Regions from separate parts of the Mus musculus genome. Here region 1 is linked to region 2. The links are chromatin loops, found by intact Hi-C in ENCODE. Cell type or tissue: heart. All regions are shown on one strand.

The links. A loop is a pair of places that touch in the nucleus more often than their neighbours do. Peaks named below come from ENCODE experiments on the same cell type or tissue, not always from the same donor. Only the 100,000 strongest peaks of a DNase experiment are listed, where the experiment ranks them.
Region 1: it touches region 2 in a loop (2.1-fold over the local background); 1 of 42 quality-filtered maps calls a loop at or near these places.

What each region holds. Positions count from the first base shown.
Region 1 is chr1:60,424,703-60,432,702 of GRCm38, forward strand. All of the region lies in intron 1 of Abi2 (abl-interactor 2), which reads left to right. Among named protein-coding and RNA genes, the nearest start is that of Abi2, 19 kb to the left of the region's middle. In heart, a CTCF peak has its summit at 4,450; no DNase peak of the experiment used is centred here.
Region 2 is chr1:60,339,730-60,347,729 of GRCm38, forward strand. Cyp20a1 (cytochrome P450, family 20, subfamily a, polypeptide 1) reads left to right here and starts at 3,571. Exons shown (of 13, transcript NM_030013.3): 1 at 3,571-3,728. The coding sequence starts at 3,657. In heart, a CTCF peak has its summit at 3,642; a DNase peak (open chromatin) is centred at 3,782; H3K4me3 peaks cover 2,220 bases; H3K27ac peaks cover 3,279 bases.

The DNA.
Region 1 (8,000 bases), 85 kb after region 2:
ACCTAATGAAGGGAATCCTTCACAGATGTGCCCAGAGGCATGTCTCATGCATCATTGTAGATACTGAGTGTCAGGCAATATTAACATTCAACCCATGTGACAGGCTTTAAGCTTCAGTATTTAAAAGATAAAACCCTGGATATCCAGAGTTATTTACATTCATTTTGGATGCCTTTATGTTGAGCTGCTTCTTTTCTTCTATTTATACCTGGGTCTTGGAGCCTTAACTCAGGTCTCTAGGCTCAGGAGAAACGTGCTTTTTTTTTTTTTTTCTTTTTTAATTTTTTATTAGGTATTTTCCTCGTTTACATTTCCAATGCTATCCCAAAAGTCTCCGATACCCTCACCCCCACTCCCCTACCCACCCACTCCCTCTTTTTGGCCCTGGCGTTCCCCTGTACTGGGGCATATAAAGTTTGCAAATCCAATGGGCCTCTCTTTCCAGTGATGGCCGACTAGGCCATCTTTTGATACATATGCAGCTAGAGTCAAGAGCTCCGGGGTACTGGTTAGTTCATAATGTTGCACCTACAGGGTTGCAGATCTCTTTAGCTCCTTGGGTACTTTCTCTAGCTCCTCCATTGGGAGCCCTGTGATCCATCCAATAGCTGACTATGAGCATCCACTTCTGTGTTTGCTAGGCCCCGGCATAGTCTCAGAGAAATGTGCTTTTATCCTTACTCCATCTCACTTTTTTTTTTTTAAGTCCTGTGTCCCCTTCCCCCACAACCCCTCTTCCCCCACCCTTCTGTCCTTGGTAGCAGTGGAGATAGAATTTGGGGCTTTATGGAAGCTTAGCAAATTCTCTGCCACAGAGCTACTCCCTCAGTCTGAGCTTTCTATGTCAGTGGTGCTCAACCTTCCTAATGCTGAATACAGTTACTCATGGTATGGTGACTGCAACCATAGAATCACTTCATTGGAGCTGGGTAGCACACACCTTTAATTCCAGCATTTGGGAGGCAGGGACAGGCAGATCTGAGTTCAAGGCCAGCCTGGTCTGCAGAGTGAGTTCCAGTACAGACAAAAAAAAAAACCAAAACAAACAAACAAACAAACAAAAAAACCCCAAAAAAAAAACCCAAACAAACATATTTTGGTATTGCTATGAGTTGTAAATATCTGATATGCAGGGGATCTACTATGTGACCCATGTGAAAGGGTCATTTAATTCCTAAAGGGGTGGTGACTCACAGGTTGAGAGGCACTGCTCTATTTATATTTTTATTTTGTTCTGCTTTTGGTCTAGGGTTTGTGGGTCACCCCATCCTTGTCTCATAGGCTTCAACCTCCTAGGTAGTTAAGACACCGACATGTGCTACCATGGCAGGCAGAGATTGTTGTTAGTAGATTAAAAGCTCTCTGATTAATTCACACTGGTTTAATGATATTTCAGAGATTACTTCCTCACATGCTGCTGTAAGTTAAAATCAGGTCCTTTTTGACTACTACTATCAATTGTGTTCTTTCTTTCTTTTTCCTACAGTGATAACTATTGTCATTTTTACTGATTTATAAAAACCCTATCTCACTGGCTTTTAACTGATTTTAATTATATTTATTTTTATGACATAGGGCTTTATTATATAGACCCAACTAATCTGGAACTCATTCTATAGAGTGAGCTGTCCTCAAACTCACGGAGGTCTGCCTACCTCTGCCTTCTGAGTGCCATGCCACCACCAGCCATCACAATTAATCTAATTGTGTTAGTTTTAGAAGCTTTTAAATAAAGTTCTAATCATTGTAGGGAAAAATTTAGTAGGCTCTAATGTGTGTATGTGTGTGTTTCCAGAGTTGTTTGACCATTACCAAGTTTTATTTCTGAACACTTTCAACTTTTCAGAAAGGTGGTACACCCATTAAAAAGTCATTTACCCCTTTCCTGCAGTCCCACACCCACACTGCGTCTGTAGAGTTGCTTAGTCTATGTGTCCTTTTGTGTGTGGCTTCTGCCTTAGTTAGAGTTTCTATTGTTGCTGTGAAACACCATGAACAAAAAGCAAGTAGGGGGCAAAGGCTTTATTCAGCTTACACTTTCACAAACAATGCATTACCAAAGAAGTCAGGACAGAAACTGAAACATGGGAGGAACCTGGAAGCAGGAGCTGATGCAGGAGACCATGGTGTGCAGCTTACAGGCTTGCTCCTCATGACTTGCTCAGCCTGCTTTCTTATAGAATCTAGGACCATCAGCCCAGAGGTGTCACCATCCACAGCAGGCTAGTCCATCCCCCACTGATCACTAATTGAGAAAATGCCTTATAACTAGACCTGTTGGAGTCATATTCTTAACTGTGATACCTTCCTCTCTGATGACTTTAGCTTGTATCAAGTTGACATAAAAATAGGAGTTGAATTTTGTGCAGGTGACATAAAATCTATTTAATCCATCCACATGCATCTATGCAGTGTGACTAGCACCATTCAGTATGTATTTTCGGTTTCTTTGTTTAAAAAAAAAAATCAGGTGTCAGTAGGTATGTGGACTTAGGTCCATGTCTTTAATTCTATTCAGTTGAGCAATGTATCTGTTTTTATGGCAATACCACACTGTTTATTTACTTATTTATTACTATAGCCTTGTAGTTTAAAATTAGTAACGGTGAGCAACACTTTTTTTTTTGGTTTTATTTTTAGCTATCCTGTTTGTTTGTTTGTTTGTTTCCATATGAAGTTTAAGATTATTTTTTTCAAGTTTTGTAAGGAATTGTGTTGGAATTTTGATGGCAGACTGCATTCAATTTATAGATTCTTTTTGGTAGAATGACCATTTTTACAATATTAGCCTTATCAATCATAAGCATGGGGCATCTTTCTATCTTTTGATGACTTCTTCCTTCAATCTCTTAAGTTTTTATTATACACATCTTTCACTTTGTTAGTTATTCCAAAAAAATTTTTTTAAAGGCTATTGTAGTGAGCAGGGTTCTCTAGAAGAACTTATAAAGTGAATATATTAGAATCACTTATAAGCTGTGGTCTGACTCATCCAACAATAATGGGCTATGAATGGAAAGTCCAAGAATCCAGGAGTTGTTCAGGCCGCAAGGCTGGATGTCTCAGCTGGTCTTCAATACATGCTGGAATTCTGAAGAAGTAGGCTCTAATGTCAGTGAAGGACTTGCTAGCAAGGCCAGAGCAAGCAGGCACAGAGCAAAAGCTTCCTTCTCTATGTCCTTGTATAGGCTTCCAGCAGAAGGTGTGGCCCAGGTTAATGTTATCCTGCCTCAAGATCCAGATCAAAAGTTTATGTCTTCCTACTTCAAAGGTCTAGGCTAGAAGTGGATTCACCCAAGCAAAAGTAATCTTATATAGGTATGCCCCCCCATTTCTGGATTGTAGTTCATTCCAGATGTAGCCAAGTTGACAACTAGGAGAAGCCATCACAGTTACTGTGAAAGGTATTGTTTCCCTGGCTTCTTCCTTAATCTCTCATTTGTATATAGGAAGGCTACTAACCTTTGTTAATTTTGTATCCTGCTACTTTACTGAATTATCATCTTTTAAAAAAAATTTGTGTGTGTGTGTGTGTGTGTGTGTGTGTGTGTGTGTGTGTGTACACTTCAGTGTAGTGCCTGTGGAGGCCAGAAGAGGGCCTGGGATCCTCTGAAGCTGGAGTTATAGGCACTTGTGAGATGCTTTATTGTGGGTGCTGGGAACTAAAGTTCACTTCTGCAAGAGCAACAAGTGTCCTTAACCACGAGGCAGTTTTCCAACCTCCTTGTTTTTATTTATTTTTATAGCTGTAACAAGAATTTAAATGTAAGGCCAATTAGAGGAGCAGCGATGGCTCATGGGCAGTTGCATCAGCTACAGCACCACCTCTGCCTGGGTGATGATTCATGAAATGTGCATTCTCAGAGCTCTCTGTGACTTGTGGAGGGGCCTTATGAGTTTTGTACATTTCAGAATTTCTGGGCTCAGGTTTTGATAGCAAGTGCCTTTCTTTACCTGCTGAGCCATCTTAAAGGGCATTGTGTGCAGAGAAGAATTCCCTCTTGTGTATTCTATTCTTGTTTTTAAAATACTATTTTCCTGTACCTTCTGGGTCATCTGTACCCTGTTTTTGGATCAAATCTGTGGCGCTATTTAGTAGAAGCAAAACAGTGAGGTAAGTAACAGTAAGAGACAAGTGTTAGAAATACTGCAGTCAAGTGCCTTCAGAGGATGTGCAGCGTTCTTATGTGCACTTGCTGTTGCTCTAGAAACATCAAATTGAAATGCAAGTTTAATTTCCCCTTATTCAGTACACAGTAAGTCATTTGGGTGGTGTTAAAGCTTCTGGGGATCCAGTTTTCTGTCTTTCTCCTTCATTAGGTGATGGAAATAGGCCATGTGAGTTCCTGCTGGGCTGAGCTCTGAGCTGCCTCTGTCTGTTTAGCTGGGAGGATCAGCGAACACCCATCCTGTGCCCAGTTCCCCTTAGGGTTTGGCTCCCCTTGTGGCTGGAAGGAGAATGCCTTGTCTTGGAAGGCTGGGTTAAATGCTTCATTTTTGTGGATGTCCTTCTTTAGGCTCTGAAAACTTTGATATGAAGAAAACATATCTTACCAACACAGAAAGAATATAATTCTTTATACATGCTGAAGAAAAAGAATGTAATTAAACCATTCGAATGGTAGAAAAATGAAACTTATACATTACCATTAAAGAGATCATGGGTGAGGCTTGGGGTGAGCACAGAAGTTCAGTGCGTGATTAGCATGTGAGTTTGATTCCTATCACTGTAAACAGCAACAGCAACAACAACAACAACAAAGGTAATAGAAAAGAAGTAATGGTGATTCAACATTACTTCAGAGATGTAAGATTAAAGATGTGTCAGGTTACCATCTATTTGAAGAGGCTTACATATGGGATAATGTGAGTTTGAGCAGTGAAACATGCATGCATTGCTGTTTGTAAGTCTGTAATAAGTGTCTGAGGAGGTTTGTTAAGTGTCAATCAGGAAAGTTTTCCTAGAAATTAAGGCAGGCTATAGGTTATTGGCAAAAACTATTCTAGATGAAGAACACAAAGGTAGGAAACTATGATCCATATTTTGAGAACCATAAAACTAATTTTTCTGTAAGTGAAGACCTGCTAAAGTTGAATGAGAAGTAACTTGTATGCCTTACTAGAGAAGGCTGTAGATGTAAATAGAGGAGTCTGTTTACAATTAAGAGGTAAGAGGAAGGTATGGAGGTTTCAGCTTATTTAGAAAGATGAAATATTTGGACCATGTTTTAATACTCTATGCTCAGTCCTGGAAACTAGTATAGAAATATAAGCGAGCAATAACTAGGATAGTATATGGCCAGTATGCCTCCAAAGAAACCATAGATAGAATGGAAGTGGTTTGGCATGTGGATAGGTGTGATGTAGAGACTTGGGCAGTGTCCAACCGGAGAGAATAGTGATTTTCTAGCACATGTATGAGATAATTTTAAAGGAAGGTGATAATGAGTTATAGATACCCTGAGGTGCTGTATGTACAAGGGTAATATTCCATGTAAGCAGAAATGGTTATTGGGAGAATTATAAGAGATAAAATATTTAAAATGCAGTGCTGGAAGTGATAGCTGAGGAAGGAATGAAACCTTAGGGCCAGGGAGACAGGTCAGAGGGTCAAAGCACTTGCTCCAAGCTTGATGTGTCAAGCTTGCTCCTTAGAACCTACATGGTGGGAAGAGAAAATTGACTACCACAAGGTGTCCTCTTTCTTTTGTGTTCCCTCAAAATAATCTTTTTCTTTCCTTCCCTTTCCCTTTCCCCTTCCTTCTTCCCACCCCCTTCTATTTTGGTGTTTTAAGACAAGGTTTTACTCTGTAGCTCTGGCTGTTCTGAAACTTGCAATATAGACCAGGCTGGCCTTGAATTTACAGAGATCTGCCTGCCTCTGCCTCCCAAATTCTGAGACTAAAGGCATATGTACAACACCTAGCTTTGTTTTTAATGTTAAAATAAAAAAAATGGATTTTTTGTTTGTACTTTTGGGCATGTGGTGTATGTATGTGTGTGTGTGTTTGTGTATGTGTCTTGATATATGTGTGGTGTGCACATATGTATGTATATGTGCTCTGCATATGTGTGTATGTCTGGTGTATTGTGTGTGTTTTGTGTATGTGTGGTATATGCATATGTATGTGTGTGCTTTTTATATGTAGTATGTATGGTATGTTATATATATATATGTGTGTGTGTGTGTGTGTGTGTGTGTGTGTGTGGAAATTGTATGTTTGCGTGGTTTGTGTATACTGTGTATGTGTGTTGGGCAAATATGTGTGGTGTACATATGTTTGTGGTACATGTATGTGTATGGTAAGTTTTGGAAGTACTTGAGCTTCTATGGGTACATATGGACGATGGTGGAAAGTGTGCGGTATTTTCCTCTCTTAAGCTCTACCTTTTGACTTGAGACAGGATATTCTCACTGAAACATAAGCTCACTTTTTTGGCTAGGCTTTGGCCAGTGAGTTCTGGAGATAGAAATTTGCAAAAATGTCTGTCCACTCTAGCCAAAGCAATCTACAGGTTCAATGCAATTTCTATAAAAAACCAATGGCATTTTCCACAGAACTAGAATACGTTTTAAATTTTATAGGGAATCTAAAACAAACAATACACAAAAACACAAAAAAGCTTAATGTAGATTGTGGGTGGGGATTGTCATCATCTCTAGTACTTACTGTTTTCTGTTTTTGTTTTTTCAAGATTAAAGATTAAAGATTGAAAGTGTGTGTCACCATTGCCTAGCTTGAAGTTTATCTCTCCTATACCTACATTTTTGTAGTTTTTTTTTTTTTTTTTAAGTAATGAAGGGTATCTTAGGGTGTCTATTACTGTGAAGAGATAACCATGGCCATGGTAACTCTTAAGGAAAGTATTTAATTGGTGCTGGTTTACAGAGATTTAGTCCTTTGTGGTCATGGCAGGAGGCATGGCAGTACACAGACAATGCTTCTGGTTCTGTAAGTAGCAGGAAGAGAGGGTGAGCCATTGAACCTATCTTGAACTTCTGACACCTCAGAGCCCACCCCCAGTGACACACTTCCTCCAACAAGGCCACGCCCACTCAAGTAGGCTACACCTACACCTACGTATGCGTCTGTGGAGGCCATTTTATTTATTTATTTATTTATCTATTTATTTATTATATATAAGTACACTGTAGCTGTCTTCAGACACTCCGGAAGAGGGAGTCAGATCTCATTACGGGTGGTTTTGAGCCACCATGTGGTTGCTGGGATTTGAACTTCGGACCTTCGGAAGAGCAGTTGGGTGCTCTTACCCACTGAGCCATCTCACCAGCCCAGCCATTTTCATTTAAGCCACCACAAAGGGGTTTTATCAAATGCTTTTTTTATATCTGTGGAGATGATTGCACATTCTTTGAGCCTTCACTTTGTTAATTTGAGGTATTTTATTTACTAATTTTCATACTGAATTATTTTTGCATCTGTAGAGTAAGTCTCCCAGATCATGCTCTTGTATTTGACTTGGTAATTTGTGGAGAAGTTTTACATCTATATGTGCATAGGAATACCTGCCTGTAGAATTTTCTGTGTTGTGTCTGGGGAGTTGACTTCCTTTCTATACTTTGGAACTGTTTGAAGAGGATTGACATTGGTTTTGTTGTTGTTTGTATAGACAATCTGGTGCTGTGGTTTAGGCTTGCCTTGAACTTGAAATCTTACTGCCTTAGCCTCCCAAGTACTAGCCACACGAACTGGATTCCTGAGTGGGAGGCTGGAGCTGTAAGGGAGGAAACTACAGAGAAGAAAGGAAACCAAGGCAGATTTCTGATCAAGGCAATGTTTACTAAGAGTCTGTGCTTATAAAGGAGGAAAGCCTATCTCCTGCTGATCCACTCTTGATGCCTGTCGCCAGCCTATAAGCAATAAATTAGGCTGACTGCACTAGTTTGGCAGTAAGGTGTCAATTGCCAGCTTGCCTGGGGCTGCTTTAGGAATTTCTCTGGAAGGCAGGTTCAGCCTCTCAGCAGGTAGCAGTCTTGG
Region 2 (8,000 bases):
CTACAAGTAATAAGTTCCCACATATAAACTTACCCAAGTAGGTAAGGTTCCTAAGGTACTTGTGTGTATTAAAGCCACATCAGAAAACTAGGCCTTATAGCTTCTCAACAGGGAGCACAACAGTCTATCTGGGCTCCATAAAAAGGACATCGACAGTGGACGTGGTGGTGCAGGCCTTTAATCCCAATACTTGGGAGGTAGAGGATCCTCCTGAGTTTGAGGTCAGCCTTGTCTACAAAGTGAATTCCAGGCCAGCCTGGGATATGAGACCTGTCTCAAAAAGGCAAAAGCCAGTACGGTCAGGACAGCCCCTCTTACTTATTATCCAACCATATTAGATGCTTGTATCAAAGGACCAAAAGGCAAGGAACTCCTGACTGTCCCCACTGCTTGCTGAGCCCAGTCAAACTGCCATCCCTCCATCTGAGCTGCTCTGGTGCCTTGTCTCAAACATACTGCCCCCGTACAGCTCATCAAACCTATTTCTTGGCTCTGAGCCTCCATCAGCCCCAACTGGATGTGCTAATATCTCATTGAATCCCTGTCTTCACATCTATATCAGTTCTCTCTGCTGCTGCTTCCAGAAAGACTTTTGTTTTCTTTGTAGTCATTCTGTAACCTATACATACACATTTATTGTATGAAATAATGGATGACTTAATAGTAGCAACAAAGATTGGAATAAAAGGGCCATTAAAATCAATCTCAATGGCACACACCTTTAAACTATCCTCTTGGAATGCAGAGACAGGCAGGTGGATCTCTGAGAGTTCTAGGTCAGCCAGGATGCCAAAGTGAAACCCGGTTTTCAAAAAACGGTTGTTGGGGTGCCGGAGAGAGAGCTTAGCAGGGTAAGAGTACTTGTGATACAAGTCTGATGTCTTGAGTTCAGCCCCCAGAACTCATGGTGGAAGGAGAGAACTGATTCTTAAAAACCGTCCTTTGATCTCTGCATGTTCACCATTCTTGTGTGCACATGTACACTCTCACACATCACACACAAACACACACAGACACACACAACTGGAGTAAAAGGACCTATGATTGCCAATGGCCAGCTATCAAGAGAAGTCCTAGTTGGTAAATTGTAACCAAGGAATCCAACAAAGCTTGTGAGTTTATTGTTATTCAACAAATTCTGGCACTGTGTAAATAAAGATATAGACTTGTCCATATGTGTTTCTGATTCTGACATGCTTACAATATGAATTACATTTAAATTATATTTTTGTAAAAGAAGCAACACTTTCTTTTCCTTTTTTTTTTTTAAAGATTTATTTTATTTTATTATATGTGAGTACGTTGTAGCTGTCTTAAGTCACTCCAGAAGAGGGCGTCAGATCTTGTTAGGGATGGTTGTGAGCCACCATGTGGTTGCTGGGATTTGAGCTCAAGACCTAAGAAGAGCAGTCTGTGCTCTTAACCTCTGAGCCATCTCACCAGCCCCGAAGCAACACTTTGTAATATGTGAATATTTACAGTGTCAAAAGTTTAACCTGTTGAAGTCAAGACAAAAATTTTGGGTATTAAATATAAAAACATGTGAATGTACACTATATATAGTTATTAAATTACTTTTAAAGTTTAAAGAAAGAAGAGGTAGATTGGTTGCTGTCTATTTGTCTCTGGTGTTCTGTGGAGCTAGGAAAGAAGAAGTCCCAGAACCAAGGCTAAGCAAGGCTCCGCTGCTGATCTACACTTATCCTCATGTCTAGTTTTAGACTCCATTTCTGAAACACTGGGGCCTGCCTCTGTGGGTACTGAAAAGTCCAGAGGGTGCCAGGCTGAGAGCTAACTTAGGACTAAAAAACCCAGGTTGGGGGGTGGGGGTGGGGGGGGGGACTCAGTGCTGGAGCAGTACCAGGCAGGTACCAGGCATGATTTTGATTTGGGACTGGGAAGGTTGAGGACCAGATACCTTGAGAAAGTGGTACCTAAAGTTATATAGCTATGGTGCTGGAGAGATGGCTCAGTGGTTAAGAGCACTAAACTAGCTGCTCTTCCTGCAGTCCAGAGTTCAATTCCCAGCAACCACATGGTGGCTCACAACCATCTGTAATGAAATCTGACGGCTTCTTCTGACATGCAGGTGTACATGCAAATAAAGCACTCATATACATAGAATAAGTAAATCATTAATGTTATGTAGCTACACTGTATATTTCAAATTTTTATCTGCTGTTGATGTGGGCCATCATTTTGATGAGAAATGTCTTTAAAACCGATTTAAAAAACAAACCCTTGAAACACTCAGGGCAGTTTGAAATACATTCAGAGTTAAAAGCACAGCTCTTGCTGTGTGAGGTGGCCCATGCCTAAAATTTTAGCGACTTGTAAACTAAGACAAAATCAAACGTTTGAGGCCAACTTGAGCAATGTAGACAGCTTTGTCCCAAGACAGGAAAAAATGTGATTTCCAATCGACGAAATCTTGAGTGGAAGTATTGTTACAGCTTCAAAAAGATATGGCATGTTTTCAGTGAGGTATGATTCCTTCTTAAGCAGTAGTCATTACAGGAGCTCTAACTGCAATTCCAAATGACATGCCAAACGGTATCAAGAAAATTTGATATTCAAGCTATAAAATCTATAAATTGTTTTAGGATGCTTTCACTAAATGTAGTGCCAATAAGTATCAGGCTTTACCTTATACTAACCCATGTTAAAATTTCTGAGTTGGATAGAACAGAAGGATCTCAAATTACAGTAATGCTCTGACCAAGCAATGTTTGAAAAACATAAGCACACAACATTGCTTTGCCAGTGCTCAGTGCTTCCTAGAACGCCCAATAGTACCCTCCACTGGCTACTCTATATGGTATTATTTTGAATGAATTGATTTTGATTTAATGAGGCAGGAGCTCAGGTAACCTAGGAATTGGTTATGTAGTTGGAAATGACTAAACACTTGATTTTCTTGCCTCCACCTTCTGACGCTGGGATTACAAATGTGTGCCAACCAGCCAGGTTTATGTGGTGCTGGGGACTGAAGCCAGAACTTTGTACTAGAAAAGCAATCTACCTCCCCAGCCTCTGGTTTTCAGTTTTCCATAGAAGAAAATGGAGCTTGCTAAATTCAAGGAATTTATTGCAAATTATCAGTAACAGAAATCCTACCCACTGTCTGCCACCGTGGCCAGAAATCCTACCCAATGTCTGCTACCGTGGCTAACGCCTTTAATTCCAGCACCAGGAAGGCATCTATTAGTCAGAGGCCAGCCTGGTCTACATAGTTCCAATCTAGACAGGGATACATAGTCAGATCCTGTCAAAACACAGAAACCAGCCACGTTCACTGGAGCGCTTTTGAGCAATAAGGAGCATCTAACGGTGCCTAGCTCTTCAGCCATGCATGCAGGTGTCCAGGTGAGACTGGCTTCGGTTGTGAGTCCTACTTAAATGTACTTAAGTCTACTTTGTGCAAGCGGACTGGTGTCGCACGCAGCTTGATTCTAGCCAGGCCAGGGTGGGACCCGGGCCTGGAGGTTTCCTTGTGGCCTGTGAGTCGCCAGCAGACCAAGGGTGACGCCCAGCACGGGCGTGGCGGGGCGACCGCGGCTCCTATTCGCCGACCGCCTGAGGCCACCTCCCTCCCCAGCTGCGGGCGCCACCACGGAGCTCACGGCCGAGGACCGCGCGGGCGGGCGAGAGGAAGCATGCTGGACTTCGCCATCTTCGCCGTGACGTTCCTGCTGGCGCTGGTGGGAGCGGTGCTGTACCTCTACCCGGTAACTCCCAACTCGGGTTTCGGGGGTGCGCCTGCGCCGCGAGGACCTGGGCGGGCGGTCGGCCGGGAGCGCTTGCGGAAGAGCCACGTGGCTCCGCCCCGGCGTGCGTTCCCCGTGCGCATGAGTGCTGTGGTCGCTGAGCTGTGGTCCTGGGCGGGTCCCTCATTCTCCCTGTCCCGGACGGGTTTTGGGAGGTGGCGATCAATTCATTACCTTGGGTGACTTTGGAGACATTGACTTCTTCGAGCCCCAATCCCATTTGCTTCTACATCAGGGGAGAAACTCCTTCCATCTTTTCCTAGCATCCCCCTGCATATGCCCCGGCACCGTTGTTGGAATGGGCGAGCTGAGCTCCCCAACCCAAACTTTGTCCACCTGTCCTTTTCAGAGGGGAACCTCTCAAAACTCCGGAGTTACTGTTAAGGAACTTCCTTAAAGTGTATTGTATAAAGCTGGGCGTTGCATACATCTGTAATCCCAGCCCGGGGTGAGGAGGATGGGGTGGGAGCTCAAAGCTCACCCTGGACTACATCAAACCCTGTCTTTAAAAGAATATGTATGTACAAAGTGTGGTGGATTTATGGAAAAGTGGAAAGGTAGTGAACAGCCCCGGGTAGATGAATGGTGATGGAGATGCCCCTTAGAAGTGTCCTGTTCTGAGTTAGTGGTTGATTAGACTAATATAGAAACCACATACCTGAACTCCTGAGAAACAAAACACTGATATGAAGAAGTTGAGAGCTCAGGCCTTTCAAGAATAAGAGGACTGTGTCCTAGCCAACTGGAGCGAATGTAAAACCAGACCGGGAAGACAGATGGGTGTAAATGGCTGAAAAGCTATTCAAAGGACTTTTAAGTCTGCGTTCTACTGGAGGATTTCAATGGATAAGTGGCTATTTTAGTTTAAAGGAAAACTGGGAATGCTGTGTTGGGCCTGTAATCATAGCACTTGGATGGTGGAGGCAGGAGAGTTCAAGGGTTTCTTCCAAAATGGACCTGAGTTCTAGGCCAGTCTGGATCACATGAGCCCTTGTCTTAAATTTTAAAATTTGTATACTAGAAAAAAAATTAAAAATATATGTGGCAAAAAAATGTCTTCAATTCATTCCTTTTAAAAAATGCAAATCTTGGAATCAAGGGATTTTCAGCTTTAAAGGAGAACTTTAATTTGCAGGCTGGCCGTGTCTAATTCCCAGACACTCTGGGAGCTCTGGTGGGAGGATTGTAAGCTTGAAGCCATCTTGGGCAATGAATGTTGTGAGACCCCACTTCAGAACAATCCTAATATTATTAGTAAAGTTTTCTGATAGTCGTCCCGCTACTGTGTTAAGAACGGACTGTAATTATGGGGCTGAGGCAAGGGTGGGGTTAGAGAGAGTAGGCGGAAAGATAACTGCTGTCATTTTGGTGAGAGATGGTGTGTGCTTGAACCCCAGTGTCATAGCACATGGTGAGAAATACAACATTGTTAAGATAAAGCCAGTGAGACGGGATATAAAACTCGAGGCTGAAAGAAGCTGGAAGAAAAACACTTCTGGGGGTGGAGATGGGGACTGGCAGATAGAAGAATGGATTTCCCCATGGAATGTGAAGATTTTGTTTAGTTTGTATCTTGGTGGGAAATTAATGAGGTTTCATAGAGATCAGAAGTTTGGGGTTACGTGAGCCAGGTTTAAGATGCCTGTTTGACATCAAGTGAGACAAAATCAAGTACAAAAGTCTTGAGGTTTAAGGTTAAAAAACCAGACTGGAACAGTTTGGGAACTGCCAGTGTATATATTGTATCGAAGCTAGGAAGTTTGTTCCAGTCTCCTAGAAAATTTAGATGTAGGAAAGAAGAGGTCCAAGGACTAAGCCCAGAATTCTCCATATTAGATAGAGGCTGAAGAGAGGAGTTGGGGTAAGGGAGGGGAGGACCGTAAAGACCCCTGGGGAGGAGCAGTCGGACCCGACAAAGGCAAAGAGTCATCCATTGAGTCAAGTGTGGCAAAATATGCCAAGGAAGCTCAGGCTGGAGAATTCAGGAGTATTGATAATCCAAGATGAGCGGCTCCTCAGTGGGATGATGAGGTGATGGCCGAGCTGGAGTGTACCGCAAGGTCCTAAGGATGCAGAATTCTGTAGAGTTTTGCCCTACTCCCTAACAATTCATTCAGCCCTTAGAGTGGTTCGTATCCCCAATGCGACTGATGAAAAACCTAGGTTTTCATTTATCAATTGGAGATAGGGTTTGGGTTAGGGAAGGGAGTTTGTGTCCACTTCTCTCAGCACTGGAACCCATCTGATGCTGGCCATGGCCAAACGACCTTCTGTGAGTCGTTTGTGCATTGGCCCTGCTATGTTTAGAAAGCCTTGTGTCTCTGGTTTCCTTCAGACCCTTTGGCACTTAAAATCTTTCCATTTCCTCTTCTGAAAAGTTCACTGAACCTGAGGGGAGTGATTTGATGGGGACATCCTGTTTAGGATGAAGTATTCCAGGATCTCTCACTCTCTGCATTGTCTGGCTGTGGCTCTGTGTATTTGTTCCCATCTGCTGCAGGAGAAAGCATCTCTGATGATGGCTGGGCAAGGCACTGATCAGTGTGTATAACAGAATGTTGTTACTCATTTCATTGTTTTGTTCCTTGAGCAGAACAGGAGTTTTTTGGCTTTCTCAGGCACCCAGACCTGCTTAGTCTCAGGTTTTTGTCCAGTGTCAGGAATGGGTTCCATTTCATGGCATGGGCCTTAAATTCAAATCTTGCAAGCCAGTCATCATTGTAGATCAAAGGGATTGTAGCTGGATTGGTGTTTATCTTTCTCTTTGGCAGCAGGCAGAGCTCCTTCCAGTACGCTGAACACTAGGTCGGTGGGGGTGAAGGTTCCAGGTGGGCACCAGCTTGACTTCTCTGTGTTCAATGAGTATGTATGTGTTGTCTTTTGCAAGAAGGTTTTACCATTAGTTGTGTCAAGAAACCAGTAGCCTGGGCTGTTTGGGGTCTCACATGGAACCCTTTTGGTCAACAAGTCAAGTAGATGTAACCCATTCTGGTACTGGAAGCTTCATTTGGTGACGAGAGATGGCAAGCTAGAATGCTGCCTCCTCTGTTACTTTGAGATTTGTTTTAAATTACTTTCCTATATGTATGTATTTTAGGATGCTTTTAGTACTGATTTAGGTTTCCATATGACACCTCAAATGACCCTTAATTTTAGCTGTTTCTCCTCCTAGTCCCTCCCTTGGCGCCTTTCTCTTCCCCCTCCCTGTTTGATCCTCCTATTGCAGTCTCCCCCACCCATCCATAACTATCTATTCTATTTCCCCTTCCTAGAGAGAGCCCTCCCTCCCCCCTAGTCCCTTACTCTGTACCTAACCTCTTTGGGTCAAAGGATTGTAGCTTGCTTATTGAAAATGTAACAGTTAACATCAACATATAAGAAAATTCATACCATATTTGTCTTTCTGGGTCTGGGTTACCTTACTCAGGACAATTTTTTTTTCTAGTTTCATCCATTTAATACCTATGAATTTCATGATTTCAAACTCTCTCTCTCTCTCTCTCTCTCTCTCTCTCTCTTTTTTACTTTTATAAGCACATATACAACATATAGGCCCAAATGCTTTTAATGAATGAAATTTTCGAAACTTACAAGGAAGTAAACATCAAAGAATATAAACTTTCCTTTCTAAAGAATAGGGCACACTTTCTAATTAGGTGTATATAATCAGCAAAGTATTAATTCAAAGGGTTGAAGAGATGGCTCAGTCATTAAGAGCATTTACAGTTCTTGCTGAGAACATGAGTTTGTTTTGCTGCACCCATGTTAAGTGATTCATAACTTCTCATAACTATAGTTCTTGACTACCATACTCCTTCTCTGGCCTCAGAAGGTATCCACATGTATCTAAAATATATTTTCACAGATACATACACATAAATAAAAATGCAAAAGGAAAGCAAAGGATTATATATTTTTGATATTTTTTTTCTTTGTGAAAAAAATATATGTATGTGTATAATGTATACATACATGTGTATATATATGTGTGTGTGTGTATATATGCATATATATGTGTCTGTATGCATATATATGTGTGTGTATATGTATGTATATACAAAATTCCTCTTCCTCTTCACTTCCTTCTCTCTTTCCTCCCTGACAATGAATTTCTTTTAAAGCACAAATGTAAATGTGGGGATGAACAAGGAATATATTCAAAGACCACCTCTGAGAGGCCCAGCTTCTGTCCAAAATAGTACATGAGAGCTTTAGACTCAGCCGTGGTAATCA